4 separate regions of the Homo sapiens genome follow, and all the other regions are linked to region 2. A link is a contact called in ENCODE Hi-C or POLR2A ChIA-PET data. All regions are on one chromosome and are shown on one strand. Each heading gives the region's core, a stretch centred on a gene start or an enhancer-like site at or near the end of the contact. The rest is flanking DNA. Distances are from core to core; before and after follow the strand shown.

Region 1 (3,325 bases), core at 341-2,840, 550 kb before region 2:
GCACTCTGTGCAGTGTCTGTCCCCAGCCCACGAGGAGGACATAGGCCGCACGGTTTCTGGGAAATCAGACTGAAAAAGTTCACGCACAGTTGGAAGTGTGAAACCCCATTTCGTTTGGGAACTGACATTCTCAGGCACCTCCGCAGGTGCGAAGGGCAGATGGAAAGCGGGCTTGAACCAACTCCAGGTTAAGTGAGAATCCAGCTTCCTGCTCATTCTGAGTTCTGGGGAGTCTGGGCTGAACCCCCAGGTGTATTTGTATGTGCACATTTATGTGCCAGCTTCCTGCACGTGTGGGTTCAGCCTAGATTCCCAACAAGCTACTTTCTGTACTTTCTGTTTCCTTTGTCACTCTCCCCAGCATGCAGCTCACTGTGTTCACAGGCTGGCCGGCCAGCCTAACCCGCAAGCCTGCAAAGGCAGCGAGCAGTCATTTAGAAACCCCCAAAGACACTTAACAGAAAACAAATACAATCAAGGCAGCAGCTCCTCACTGGCTGAGCAGGTCATACCATCTGTCAGGTTCCCACACTCTCTCCAATGAAGAATGGGGCCTATTGAGTCCCCACCACCTTCCATGCTTTGGGGTTGGGGAGTGGGCATGGGTTGTGCTCTGCAGACCCTCTCTGCCACCATCCAAGCTCACCTTATTAAAGGCATTCTTCACCTGCTCCACGGCCTTGCTCTTGTTTTCACAGGGAAGAAATCGATGCTGTGGAAGAAAAGAGAAAGTGTTGGTGATCCTGGCTTCCAGCTCCATGTCCATCACACTTAGGGGACAAGCTGGTGGCATCATGAGGAGGCCAGATTTATCCAAATGCCTTGCCTCACAGCTCCCAGAGAGAACTGAGCCCTGCTTCCATGGCCCTGGGAGTTAAATGTATTTCTCCAGGACTCACTCCAAGATGTTTGCAAGGCTTGGATGACAACCCAGGTCTTGGGATTCCTTCCTCCCCCAGAACTCTACAGTATCTCCTGCAGTGCTGAGCGAGGCATTCTTCAGCCTGTCCTTTTCTGCCTCTCTCTCCTGTTCCTCCCCGTCAGTCACAGCCACCGAGGAACACTTCTAAGCATCTGAGGAGGGAAGCTACTGGGACCAAACCCTTCACATAGCCTTGTCCTACAAATAGACACCAACTGATTTTCCAATATTGGTGACAGAACAGGGGAAACCATTAGTAGTGAGGGCATCATTTCAGTTGGAGAAATAAATTACCTGGAGGAATTACTCATAGACACTAGCCTGGGGATGAATAGCCCCCTTGTCCCTTCTAAAATGCCAGGGGAAATCCTGTCAGTCAATTGGGCCCTTCTTAGAGCTTTGCTTTCAAAACATTGAGATTAAAAGAGGTGAATGATGTTTCCTCTGCTTGGGAACCTTAGCTCCCCGCCCAGGGTCTAGTTACAAAGAGGCAGTGGAGGCCTGACTGAAGCTCTGGGCTCCTTTTATGAAGAGAGAGGGGAGTAGTTAATAACCCACAAATGACTCACAAATAACAGGAAAGCTGTTTGCAAATTTCACATGTAAATGCCTAGCAGCCACCCCCAACGCCTGCTCAAAGAGAAATGAGCAAGAGATCTGACTCCAGGAGTCTTTCCTCATTTACAGCTAGCTCTGCCAGTCTGTGTCTTTGCTGTGTCTGTGGATGTGAGTGTCCCTGCTGGTCTGTAGGAGATGGTATTTTGGGGGCAGCTGCAAGGGAAAAAACTGATCTGCTACTTACACAGCGCCGTAGCCTCAGCCTGAGGGTCTTCAGGTTCTCCCCCAGGGAGTTCACATGCGCCTTGATGTCTGGGTCTTGGTTCTCAGCTTGGGGCATCACCTCCTCCAGGTAAAACTGGATCATCTCAGACAAGGCTTGGCAACCCAGGTAACCCTAAGGGCAGGAGCCAAAGGTGAGTGAGAGATTGGCGGAGGTGGCTGGGAGGAGGGGCTGCTGCAACTAGCTTAAGAGGACAGCTTGGTTCTAGCGATCCTCCTTCACCAGAAGCCTCCCCGAAGGGACTGAGCCCTTTGTAAACCCTCTGGCTGCTGGATGTGCTGAGTTAACATCTTCCCACTTCTCCTTTTCAAAGCGAAGGAAACAAACCCAATTCCCTGCAATCAGGAAGCAGAGTCTCCCTTCCCTTAATCATGCTGCACACTCCCCCAGCACCCCGCCCCTGCTCTCACCTTAAAGTCCTCCAGCAAGGACTCCTTTAACAACAAGTTGTCCAGCTGATCCTTCATTTGCTGCAGGAAGAACAAAAGGAGAATGAACTTGAGGTTTGGGGAAATAACTGAAATGCGGTCTTTTTGATGCCCTTTCATTTAGAGATTTTTTTTTTTAAATAAAATTGGCTCTGGCCCAAAAAAATCAAAAGGGGAGTTTTAAAAACAGAGGATTCAACAGTGATGGGACCATCACTTAAATCAGGTCCTCCTCCTCAGAGTCAAGTTATTTAAAAAATCTGGCCGATTTTGAAGGGAAAGCAGAAGCTTGACTCAGTCCTGGTCTTCTTTCTGCGGAGCTACATTCGGCTTTAAGGGACACCTATGTCAACCCTTCGGGGCCTTGAGCCCCCCTCATGTCCTGTTCTCTGCTTTTCTTTCTCCCCACTGTAGACATCCAGTTTAGCTTGGAAAGATCCCAGGGATTAAGAAGCTCCTTCTAATGCAGGTTTCCCTCATGTAGAGTGCTTCCCTAAACCACTGGTCTTTCAGGTCTGGAAACGCTCTAAGCAGAGGCAATTTAAATTTCCCTGCTGCAAGGCATGGGGAGCATCTTCACCTCGAATCAGACATTTCTTTACTTCTCCTAGCCAATAAAGTATAGAGCGCCAGCAGGATCTTATAAGTTTCTCAGCACGAGAGAGAACGCATTTACTTTATAAGGCAGGTTTCCTGCACATTTACTGTATCATCTGGCTTAGCTTAACTCACCAAACCCATGGCTTGATCTAGGATTCTCTTAAGAATTTAAGTTTGGGGGAATAGGTGTTGGGGATGGAGGTGGAGGCGCAGGAGGAGGGTTCTTATAGTTCCAGGAGAATGTCTAGTTCAGGCAGTCCCAGGAAGAGAGAAAGGACAGGAAGGAATCATACTCACAAAGAAAGTCTTCACTCTGCTGAAGGCATCTCGGAGATCTCGAAGCATGTTAGGCAGGTTGCCTGGGAAGTGGGTGCAGCTGTTCTCAGACTGGGTGCCCTGGCCTGGGCTGGCCCTCACCCCAGTCAGGAGGACCAGGCAACAGAGCAGTGCTGAGCTGTGCATGCCTTCTTTTGCAAGTCTGTCTTGTGGTTTGGTTTTGCAAGAGCAAGCCCCTGATGTGTAGACCTTCACCTC
Region 2 (3,475 bases), core at 13-2,512:
CAGAAAACCAAACACTGCATGTTCTTACTCATAAGTGGGAGTTGAACAATGAGAATACACAGACACAGGGAGGGGAACATCACACACGGGGGCCTGTTGGAGGGTGGGGGTTAGGGGAGGGATAGCATTAGGAGAAATACCTAATGTAGATGTTGGGTTGATGGGTGCAGCAAACCACCATGGCACGTGTATACCTATGTAACAAACCTGCATGTTCTGCACATGTATTCCAGAACTTAAAGAATATATATTTATATATGTATAAATATATATGAATATATAAATATAAATATATATATAAGCTCCCCACGTGATTCTAATGTGTGGCCAGTCTTGCAAACCTCAGGCTATTTATTCTAAAGGGTTTGTAACAAGCCTTCCTCTTAAAATCCACCCCACCACCATTCAGCGTTTTGGGGTCTGTTTGTTTTTATTGTTATCCCACCCCACACCGCCCCGAGGCGCGCGCGCGCGCGCGCACACACACACACACACACACACACACACATACACACACGCACACTGGTGAATTTCTCTCTACAGTCAGTCTGGAGTAATCCCAAAGTGGTGTCTTTCGTAAATAAGGAGAACCCGGGTGAAGAAAATGACTCCCACCCGAACAAGGCATGAACAATGTTCACTCCCTACTGTGTTATTCAACCTGTTTCCCCAGGTCTCTGTTTTCACATTAGAGAGTGTTCTAGGAGATGACGCCCTTCCTCCTTAGTTATTTCCCCACCCTCGTGCTGGCCTTTGACAGACCTCCCAGTAGAGGGCCCAAGACGCGGGTAGAGCACCGCGTCTCAGCGCCTGAGTCTCAGCCCCCGAACTCCACCGCACCTGCAGGTCCCCTTGGCAGCACTCAAGCGCGGGGATGCTCCGCTTAGACGAACTCACGTGCGGGCAGCAAGGCCTGCGATACTTGAGCACCCCTCCCCCTCTCCCGTTTACACCCCGTTTGTGTTTACGTAGCGAGGAGATATTTAGGTTTCTAGAAGGCAGGTCATCGCAGGCCCCACCCAGCAGTGGAGAGAGTGAGTCCCAGAGGGTGTTGCCAGCGAGCTCCTCCTCCTTCCCCTCCCCACTCTCCCCGAGTCTAGGGCCCCCGGGGCGTATGACGCCGGAGCCCTCTGACCGCACCTCTGACCACAACAAACCCCTACTCCACCCGTCTTGTTTGTCCCACCCTTGGTGACGCAGAGCCCCAGCCCAGACCCCGCCCAAAGCACTCATTTAACTGGTATTGCGGAGCCACGAGGCTTCTGCTTACTGCAACTCGCTCCGGCCGCTGGGCGTAGCTGCGACTCGGCGGAGTCCCGGCGGCGCGTCCTTGTTCTAACCCGGCGCGCCATGACCGTCGCGCGGCCGAGCGTGCCCGCGGCGCTGCCCCTCCTCGGGGAGCTGCCCCGGCTGCTGCTGCTGGTGCTGTTGTGCCTGCCGGCCGTGTGGGGTGAGTAGGGGCCCGGCGGCCGGGGAAGCCCCTGGGCTGGGTGGGAGGTCCAAGTCGGTCTCTGAGACACGCACAGGGGCCGGCGACTTGGCAGGTGGGGAGCTTGGCCCGCGGTCGTGGTTCCCGCCGTCCTGTGCCTTTAAGGCTCTCGCCGCTCACCAGCATTTGGGGCTCCTGCTGTGTCGGCCCCCAGCTGACTTGGCTTTAGGGGTCGGCGTGGAGGGTTAAAGAGGCCCCGGCTGGGTTTGCGGAGCAGCCAAGCCTGGCAAAATCGAAAGGGAGGGCTCAAAGAGACTGTATCCTTAACCCCCAAAAAGCTGGTCTAAAAGGATGGGAGGCCAGACCGCTGACCGTTCCCCACTCTCGACAGAGTCCAGCCGTGTGGAGCACACGATGCTGCAAACTTGCATGTCATCTCTTTCAGGTGTGGCATTTCAAGGGGGCTTGTGTCTTGAAAACAGCAACTGTGAGGACACTTGATAGTCATTTCCTTCAGTTCTGCTTTTGTCTCCCTAGGTGACTGTGGCCTTCCCCCAGATGTACCTAATGCCCAGCCAGCTTTGGAAGGCCGTACAAGTTTTCCCGAGGATACTGTAATAACGTACAAATGTGAAGAAAGCTTTGTGAAAATTCCTGGCGAGAAGGACTCAGTGATCTGCCTTAAGGGCAGTCAATGGTCAGATATTGAAGAGTTCTGCAATCGTAAGTTCTTCATCTTTTTAGAAAAGTTCTGGGAATGGAATGTATCTTAAATTTATTTTTATATACCTTTGGAGTGACTAGTAATTGATAGTTCTCTAGCGTTACTAAACCCCAGGGTATACCCTGTTGGCACGTCACACTCCAGCTAATTGAAGACATTTACCACCCTGAGTAGGTCCTGCTGCTTCATTAAGAGTTTTTCTTCCTAACACTGTACCTCTTGAACGAACTAGTAGAGAAAATAAACAATAGGTATTGTTTAGGGAGTAAACATATAAAATATATTTGGCAATTGCCTTGAGACACATAGCGTAAATGATATGTTTTCTTAAGTATTTTATAAAGTAGGACTTACCAAATACAACTCTGTGGTGGCATTTTTAAAAGCTCTCAATATTTACTTCAAAATCTGTTATACTTGTACATATTTATAGGGTACATGTGATATTCTGGCACATGCATACAGTGTGTCATGATCAATCAGGGTAATTGGATAGCCAGTACCTCAAACACTTGGTGTTTGTGTGGAGAATATTCCAAATCTTCTCTTCTTGCTACTTTGAAAAAATATATGTATATATATAAATTGGGATATATATATAGGGAGAGAGATATATATAATTGGGATATATATATATAAGGAGATATATAATTGGGATATATATAAGGAGATATATATAGGGAGAGATATATATATATAGGGAGATATATATATATAGGGAGAGAGATATATATAGGGAGAGAGAGATGTATAAACTGGGATATAGACAGGTAGATAGGTTGATTGTTAAAAATGAATAAGAGGCCCAGTGAAGAGTTGTTTGGGGGCTAACACAGTAACCGTGTTTGATACTGATACCTAGTAGAATTAAAAGAAATGAAGATTTCTTGTTTTAGGTGAATATACATACAGTCATCCACACCTTATGTGCCCTTTGATTTCATAAAATATATATTGGCATTATCTTGGAGGAAAAAAATCTGTTACTTACATAGCCCTGTATTAGCTTTGAGATATATGAGTAGAGATAAAGATAAAGAGACCCGATAACCTGACTTTGAACAACTTAAATCAATAGAAGCTACTGTAAATACAGAAATTGGCACAAATACCTTTAGAAGCCATGCGTGAAATAGGCTTTAACTTTTTATTTTTATCCACAATAGAGGCAGTAGGATGAAGTACATAGTCTTTGCACATGTATCATGTTTTAACTCTTCCCCATGTTATTACTTTATCCAATCCTCCAAACAACCTTATGAGGTAAGTTGGGGCTCTTACACTCTTTTTATGGCGGAGGAGACAGACCCCAGTAGTTTAAT
Region 3 (3,414 bases), core at 77-2,576, 750 kb before region 2:
TCAGGGCAGTGCCTGACTACTGTCGGTTTTTAATATTATAATGAGGCTCTGCAGGGGCTTGAACTTAGGTCCCTGTAAGGGAGCTACTGTTCCCTGGTATAACCCACTCTAGCTGAGCTGTGCAGAGACTGAGATGGTCACCTCAAAGAGCAGGGGACCCCGTGTCCAGACTCTGGGGCATGCTGGCAACCTGAGGAGTCTGCGGGAGTGGCCTGATCTGTGCTGCTTGAGGCTTTTTGTCCCAGATCACACTGTACTTGCTCTGGTGTGCCACAGCGCATCCATCTCTGTCTTCCCTTCTCAGGTCACCTGCAGACTCCCAAGGACAGGGTCACATCCCATCTGCGTCATCTCTCAAGGTGCCTTTCACGATCCTCACCCATAGGCAGTTCATTCAGTTACTACTGGCGGACTGTTGACATTGACCATCTGCTCTACGTTTTTGTCTTTGGAGACTTGAGTCTCTTTCCATTCTCAACCTCCACCCGCCACCTCTTTTTTCCCTCTGCTCTGTTAATACACCCTACCAGAGCTGCTCAAATTCCACATGGAGCAGAAGCTCCATGATAAAGCCCCTTCCCTGCTCTGCTGCAAATAACCTATTAGGGAACACAGTTAAGGAGTTCCCAACCCTTTTAATTTTGGGACAATGGACAGTGCCATAGAGGGACCTGTGGAAATCAACCCCTTCACTGCTGTGGTGGGTCTGTGGAGTCCATTTCAGAACACAGGCCTTCGAAGACCTGGGAGGGGGCCCTGCAGTAAGGCCCCATAGGGATTCCTCTTTCTCATTTGGTTGAGACCATCACAAAGGGACCAATGACTTTTTTTTTTTTTTTTTTTTTTTTGAGATGGAGTCTCGCTCTGTCATCCAGGCTGGAGTGCAGTGGCGCAATCTTGGCTCAATGCAACCTCTGCCTCCCAGGTTCAAGCGATTCTTCCGCCTTAGCCTCCCGAGTAGTTGGGATTACAGGCGCACGGATAATTTTTTTGTTTTTGTTTTTGTTTTTTTTTTTAGAAGAGACAGGGTTTCATTATGTTGCCCAGGCTGGTCTTGAACTCCTAACCTCACCTTTGAATGCGGTTTGGACATTGAGCAGGGTATTTCAAATCCAGCCCAGATAGATGGGTGTCTGCCCCTTGCCTGCAGACGTTCCCATCTAGGGCAAGCACAACAGAAGCACCGGGTGTTTGGGGTGTGGAAGGCAGCTGCAGATGGACATTCTCCTGTAGGAGGGGCCTGAGGCTTTCCTCCCTGACTTAAGCCTGGAGATGGCTTCCTTCCAAGGGGTGAAAGAATTGCTGCTGACAGATTTGCTAAGAGCTGAGAAAGAGGAAATGTGGCAAAGGCTCATGGTGAATGGCTTCCGGGGTATTTTTTGTTTTGTTTTCTTGAGTTGTGTGTGTTAAGAATGCGTAGACCGGCTTGGGCTTGGCTAAGATAGAGTCTTGCTGACAATAGAGAAAAGTGGTGAGCAGTGAAAAAGTAAAGTCGTGGCGGTTAGAAATGTTCTTTGTGCTCCTTTAGATTGGTTATTCCTGCTGCCATTCAGCCATGCTAGCTAGCCTCCAAGAGGCCCCCATCTCCACACCCAATTCTCTGAAATAGAAGAGGAAGCAATGATGAGAAAAAAACACCACCCTATCTTATGTGTAAAATCTTAGTCCTGCGAAGGGGCCCTTAGAGCTTCTCCAGTATCACTTCATGATTTCACAGATAAGGAAACTGAGGCCCTGAGAGGGGAAGTAGCTCCCCAGACGTCACAGGTCATTTGATGGTCTTGCATTTGTTCTCATCAGCTAGCTGCCAAGAGCTGAGCCACACGGCTAACGCCAAAGTCCAAAGCCTGGTGTGTGTTCTTGGTATCAGACCCTCAGGGTGCAGCTGAGTGTGAGGTGCTCCTGGACCTAGGGGTCTGGGGTGGGCTCTGGCCTGAGACTCCCCAGGCTGTCTTGCCCTCCCCTGCCACCCAATCAACAGGTATTTATCTGACACCTACTTAAAGTTTGGCCCAGGTTTCAGCCAAGCGGGGTGCCAAAAAGCTTAGGCACCAAACTAATGTCTGCCTCCATCCAGAGAGCATCTCACTGGGGAGATGGGATTAACATGTGAAACAATCATTAAACAATAAAAGGCAGCATATAATTAGATGCCAGCTGTAGCCACACAGGCTCTGAAATCACCTCTATAGGCTCTTGCAGTATGGATTTAACATTAGCCAGCAGCTGCAGAGATCTGTGACGATGGTAATTTGTACTTTTGCTGCAATGGGAATCTGAGGCTTTGAGGCCATGGGGCTGGTGTTTGGGAGCGAGTCACAGAACCAGGGGGTGAGCCTAGCTGTCTACCTCCATCCCTACCCCAGCCAGCTTTGTTGCCTCCTCATTGCAGAATGGAGTAAAGTGAGCAAAATCCAAGGAAGTGCCCAAGCCTTTGTCTTCTTGTGAAAAGTGTCCATGAAATGAGAGTGAAGTTACAAAGGCCCATTAACTGGTGGTGTGAGGAAATACACAGGAAACATAGGAAGTATGATTCAGGAGAAAGAGAGACCAGGACAAAACTGTGATTACCTTTCTCCATGTGGGAATCAAAATGCCAGGGATCTGGTACATTAAGAGAGCAGAGGATGGAGAGATGGCTATAGACTGGAGAAATTGCATTGGGAAACTACATAGAGAAGGTGGAACTAGGGCTAATAGTGTTCTAGGCAGGAGACTCTGCACAAACAACAGCATAGAGCAAACTACTGCACATGGCCAGGTTCCATAAATAAAGTTTGTTTTGTTTTTGAGACAGGGTCTTGCTCTGTCACCTAGGCTGGAGTGCAGTGGCACAATCACGGCTCACTGCAGCCTTGAACTCCTGGGGGCTCAGGTCATTCTCCCACCTCAGCCTCCTGAGTAGCTGGCACTACAGGTGCACTTCACTGTGCCCAGCTAATTTTTGTATTTTTTTTTTTTTGTAGAGACAGGGTCTCACTATGTTGCCCAGACTGGTCTCGAACTCCTGGGCTCAAGCGATCATCCTGCCTTGGCCTCTCAAAGTGCTGGGATTGTAGGTGTGAGCCACCATGCCAGGCCCATAAATAGTTTTACTGGAACCCAGTCACACTCATCCAGTAGCTGCTTTTGTGCCACAATAGTAGAGTTGAATAGTGGCAACAGACTGCGTGGCCTGCAAAACCTAACATTTACTGTCTGACCCTTTACAGAAAAAGTTTGCCAACCACTGGTGCAGAGAAAGGAATTAACAAACTCTATGGGCATGTGGCCAATCAGAAGAAGGACTCAAGGAAAATGAAAACTGAAATTGGCTCAGAGGGGTAGAACTTTGCTTTCCTGGGATGATAGTCACCATACATGCCTTTGAATGGGTTTGGTGATTTTCAGAACACTTTTGTACCCATTATCTCA
Region 4 (3,469 bases), core at 947-3,446, 690 kb before region 2:
GTTGTTTATTTCCTTAGTCAATGTATTAGAACTTGCAGGTACCTTATTTTGCAGATGTCTTGGAATTGGCTTCAAAGGACAGACATGCATCTTATATGACTTTTGGCTAATTCATGGTGGGTAAATCTGACTTTAACTGCATGGAGAATGATAATGGTGATTTTAAACTACTCTTGAATGAGGCTTTGGAGGGGAAGAAAGGGCATGAATGATGTGGAAGCTGCTTGGGAGCTGGAGGGGACAGGGCAGCGCTCAGCAGGGGTGTGGAGGCTCCTGCCAGATCCCTTATGGGACGTTAACCCCATCATACAGGGGATCTTTGAAGAAACATTGGGTCACTAAGGTCAGAGATTTATGAAGCTCCAGCACCCTCGAGGAGTCCTCTTTCCCTTGACCATGGGAACAATAGGCGAAAGACAAAGGCGGCCTCTGTATTTCCCACCTTAGGAGCAAGAAAGGGAGCAGGAACCCTTCCACTTGGCTCTGGAAGATGTGTCTTAAGCACAGACTGCGGATGCAATCCTCTCACGAGCAGTGATTCAGAATGAGGTAAGAAATCATGTGGGGGCAAGTCTCATTCAACTGTTTAGGGAGGGCAGTAAAGTGGTCTGAGGTGTCTACATAAGTACTGAGAACGGGGATTATTTAATAGAATTTTGCAATCTTAGAGCTGGAAGGGACTTCAACAGTAACCTCGTCCAATCTTTGCGTTGCCATGGAACTCTTTCTTCAAACAAAAGCTTCGTAAGAGCCCAAATACAAACCCCTGTGAAAGCAGAATTGCTCTGGTTGCAAAGTGGGGGAAGGGAGAGACAAAAAGAAAAAGTTTATTTATAAAATAAACTTTAAAAAATCATCATGGAAGAAAACTTTTTTATTTATATGTATATCATAGAAAGGCTAAAGTAACATTGATCACAAAAAATAAAATTCCCCAAACCAATAGATTATTAGTTTATACAGTGAAGATACTTTGGCTCTTTAGGGACATTTTTACTTGGAGTCACGAGAACAGAGAATATGACTTTTAGTCACACGGAAATGAGCCTTGGATGGGAATTTTTAAGATTTATGGGAACTGTGTGCTATGCTGATTTGGGACAATAAGCGTTCTAGTCCCACCAGGTGGCGCCCGCGTTCGGCATTCTGAGAACGTTTGGTGTCTTCTGGACTCCAGAATCTGGACGGTCCGACCGCCTCGTGCTTGGTGGGTTTACAAACTCTGACTGGTTCTTACCACCCATCTAACAGGAAATTTTTTTTTTTTAAAAACAAACCAACCCATAAAACATCTGACCAGATGCCACACTCAAGAAAACACTTGTATTCGGGTGTTTTAACCTCCAACGATGGAAATCTGCTTAACATTGGTGTTTCTGAGGTGTCTTAGCATCAGAAAAGGAAAAAGACACATATACACACATTCTAAGGAAAAAGTCAGGAAGGGCCTTGCAGAGGTAGGTCCTGGTGCGGCAAGAGGACGGTTAGGCGTTAGAAGCTTCTAGTTCAGGCTTTGCCGCTTCATGCTCATGAGGAAGCGCGGCTCCTTTGGCCTCAGTTTCCTGCGCTGCCTTCCCGTCTGTGGCTGACTGTTGCAGGGTAGTCAGACAAAGGCCCAGCTTCTATTCTGCATCCCAGCTAAGTCTGTAAAAGACGAAAGTCGTCGGGTACCTCCGTTACTGAGATCAAATGTTCATAAATGGAAGCATCGTGTCAATAAATGGGTTTATTATTATTGCTTTCTTATGTAACTCACCAACCCCCGGAGGGCCGTCCCCGCGGTGGGAAAGCCTAAAACAATACACATATGTTTTCACTAATTTAAAATTCATATTGAAGCGGGACGTTTTAGAACTTCCAGGACGCAACGTGCTATTAAGGGACCGTGAGGGGCGGGCAGCCCTTCTGAGATCGCGGGCTAACTGCTACTTTCACCCCTCCTTCTCCGGACCCCTCTCTCCGTCTACAGCTCGCGCCAGGGACCCAAACAGCCTAGGCCGCGAGCTCCTCGCCTCCAACCTCCCGCCTCCCGCGCCAGTACTAGCACCCGCTAGGAGCGCCGCGTGGCCTTTACCGGCCACGGGCCCCGCCCCTGTGCGTCAGCCCGTAGCTGCGCCGAGGCGTTTCCCGGGGGCGTGCCGCGGTTGCTAGGCGACCAGACCGCTCCCCCTCCCGCCCCTGGAGCTGCGTCTCCCCACTTCCCAGCCGGGGCCAGTCGGGAGCGAAAGTGCGCTGAGCTGCAGTGTCTGGTCGAGAGTACCCGTGGGAGCGTCGCGCCGCGGAGGCAGCCGTCCCGGCGTAGGTGGCGTGGCCGACCGGACCCCCAACTGGCGCCTCTCCCCGCGCGGGGTCCCGAGCTAGGAGATGGGAGGCACAGCTCGTGGGCCTGGGCGGAAGGATGCGGGGCCGCCTGGGGCCGGGCTCCCGCCCCAGCAGCGGAGGTAACGGCGCCACGGGGTAACGGGCTGGAGGCGCCACAGGGAGCGGCTGGCGCTGGCAAGCGAAGCTTGGGGGTGGGGAGGAGGTAGAGTGAGCCCTCAGTAGGAGGGACGAGGGCAGGGGTCTGACTGCCTCCCCGGGACCGCCCCCACCTCCTCTCTATCAGGGCCCCCTCCCCCCATCCCTGTCTCACCGGGCGCGGGGGACGGGGCTAGAGCGGAGTTAGAGCAAGAAGAATTTCCACCCCTGGATTCCCTCTGAAACCCTAGATCGGGGTATATGTTAAGGGATTACGAAAATCTAGGACTTTTTGTGGGGCTTTTTATTAAAGGGGGGGAGCCCGGGAGCAATACCTTGGAAAGAAGCCCTGTTGCTTAGAGCGGATAACCAACGGCTGAACTCTTGGGGTTTGCTGTGAGGGGTGCGGTCTAGCTTCGAATGTACAGGTTATGGGCTATGCTGGGTACGGCTTTCTCCGGATCCTATTTTGAGAGATTCCCCACCTTGCGTTGTATTTTACACCTAAATGGAGAGAAGAGACCCTTGCTCCCCGCTTTATTTGCATGCAGACTCTTGTTAATTTCCTCTGGCTGTTAGTCACTAGGCAATTTTGCACGTTTTCTTTTTCTTTATATATGTGGACGCCTATCCTGGTTTGTTTTATCAGGCTTATGGCAAAGGGTCAGTCACATCCAGAATATTTGGTTTCTGTTGGTGAAGCCATTCCCTGTTAAAAATATAAATAATTCTATCAGAATGTGAGCATGTTTTTAAAAAGAGCATTCCAAAAATATTTGTAGCGGTTTTTTTCCCTTTATATTTTTATAACACATCTATAAAGAAAACTCTAGAATGAATTTCACAAAACAGTTTTTAAGGTGACCAGAATATTCCAGGATATTTTAAAAGACGTTAAAAAATTATTCCTCTGCAACATCATCATTGTTATATTCATAGTGTATCATGTAAAATGATACAATGAAATGCTGATGTGTGTAACTGGGAAATCCGTGTTCTTGGTAGCAGATGA

Evidence for each region. A loop is a pair of places that touch in the nucleus more often than their neighbours do. ChIA-PET counts read pairs that join two places held with the same protein, here RNA polymerase II (POLR2A). Pooled maps may share reads with other maps.
Region 1: a pooled map shows a loop between it and region 2 (4-fold over the local background). The contact joins the promoter of IL19 here to the promoter of CD55 in region 2. A Hi-C loop is called at or near these places in 2 of 37 single-sample maps with no recorded cell type and 8 of 50 pooled maps.
Region 3: a loop to region 2 is called in a map of CD8-positive, alpha-beta T cell, with 2.6 times the contacts of the local background. The contact joins the enhancer-like site here to the promoter of CD55 in region 2. A Hi-C loop is called at or near these places in 1 of 168 maps with a recorded cell type or tissue (CD8-positive, alpha-beta T cell), 2 of 37 single-sample maps with no recorded cell type and 5 of 50 pooled maps. POLR2A ChIA-PET finds 5 or more read pairs at or near these places in 2 of 52 experiments (activated CD4-positive, alpha-beta T cell and activated naive CD4-positive, alpha-beta T cell).
Region 4: a map of naive thymus-derived CD4-positive, alpha-beta T cell shows a loop between it and region 2 (20-fold over the local background). The contact joins the promoter of DYRK3 here to the promoter of CD55 in region 2. A Hi-C loop is called at or near these places in 1 of 168 maps with a recorded cell type or tissue (naive thymus-derived CD4-positive, alpha-beta T cell), 1 of 37 single-sample maps with no recorded cell type and 9 of 50 pooled maps. POLR2A ChIA-PET finds 5 or more read pairs at or near these places in 1 of 52 experiments (PC-3).

Annotation. Positions count from the first base shown.
Region 1 is chr1:206,769,183-206,772,507 of GRCh38, forward strand. It overlaps IL19 (interleukin 19), which reads left to right and starts at 1,591. Exons shown (of 7, transcript NM_153758.5): 1 at 1,591-1,896. It overlaps IL10 (interleukin 10), which reads right to left and starts at 3,312. Exons shown (of 5, transcript NM_000572.3): 1 at 3,089-3,312; 2 at 2,174-2,233; 3 at 1,725-1,877; 4 at 647-712. The coding sequence starts at 3,253. RefSeq lists enhancers at 82-191, 1,752-1,941 and cis regulatory regions at 2,941-3,325, 3,023-3,325.
Region 2 is chr1:207,320,416-207,323,890 of GRCh38, forward strand. CD55 (CD55 molecule (Cromer blood group)) reads left to right here and starts at 1,263. Exons shown (of 10, transcript NM_000574.5): 1 at 1,263-1,450; 2 at 1,967-2,152. The coding sequence starts at 1,351. LOC107985251 (a long non-coding RNA gene) reads right to left here and starts at 1,714. Exons shown (of 3, transcript XR_007066838.1): 1 at 1,271-1,714. RefSeq lists an enhancer at 689-898 and a silencer at 1,459-1,538.
Region 3 is chr1:206,574,030-206,577,443 of GRCh38, forward strand. All of the region lies in intron 2 of RASSF5 (Ras association domain family member 5), which reads left to right. It also overlaps a transcript of EIF2D not described here. Among named protein-coding and RNA genes, the nearest start is that of EIF2D, 37 kb to the right of the region's middle. RefSeq lists an enhancer at 1,829-1,878. Within about 2 kb of position 1,327, at least 19 of the 41 ENCODE cell types and tissues checked have a DNase peak (open chromatin) inside an H3K27ac peak, as active enhancers do; they include CD8-positive, alpha-beta T cell, where a contact is called at or near this core.
Region 4 is chr1:206,633,340-206,636,808 of GRCh38, forward strand. DYRK3 (dual specificity tyrosine phosphorylation regulated kinase 3) reads left to right here and starts at 2,197. Exons shown (of 3, transcript NM_003582.4): 1 at 2,197-2,441. The coding sequence starts at 2,365. DYRK3-AS1 (DYRK3 antisense RNA 1) reads right to left here and starts at 2,329. Exons shown (of 2, transcript NR_183645.1): 1 at 2,261-2,329; 2 at 857-1,644. RefSeq lists silencers at 2,057-2,476, 2,527-2,636.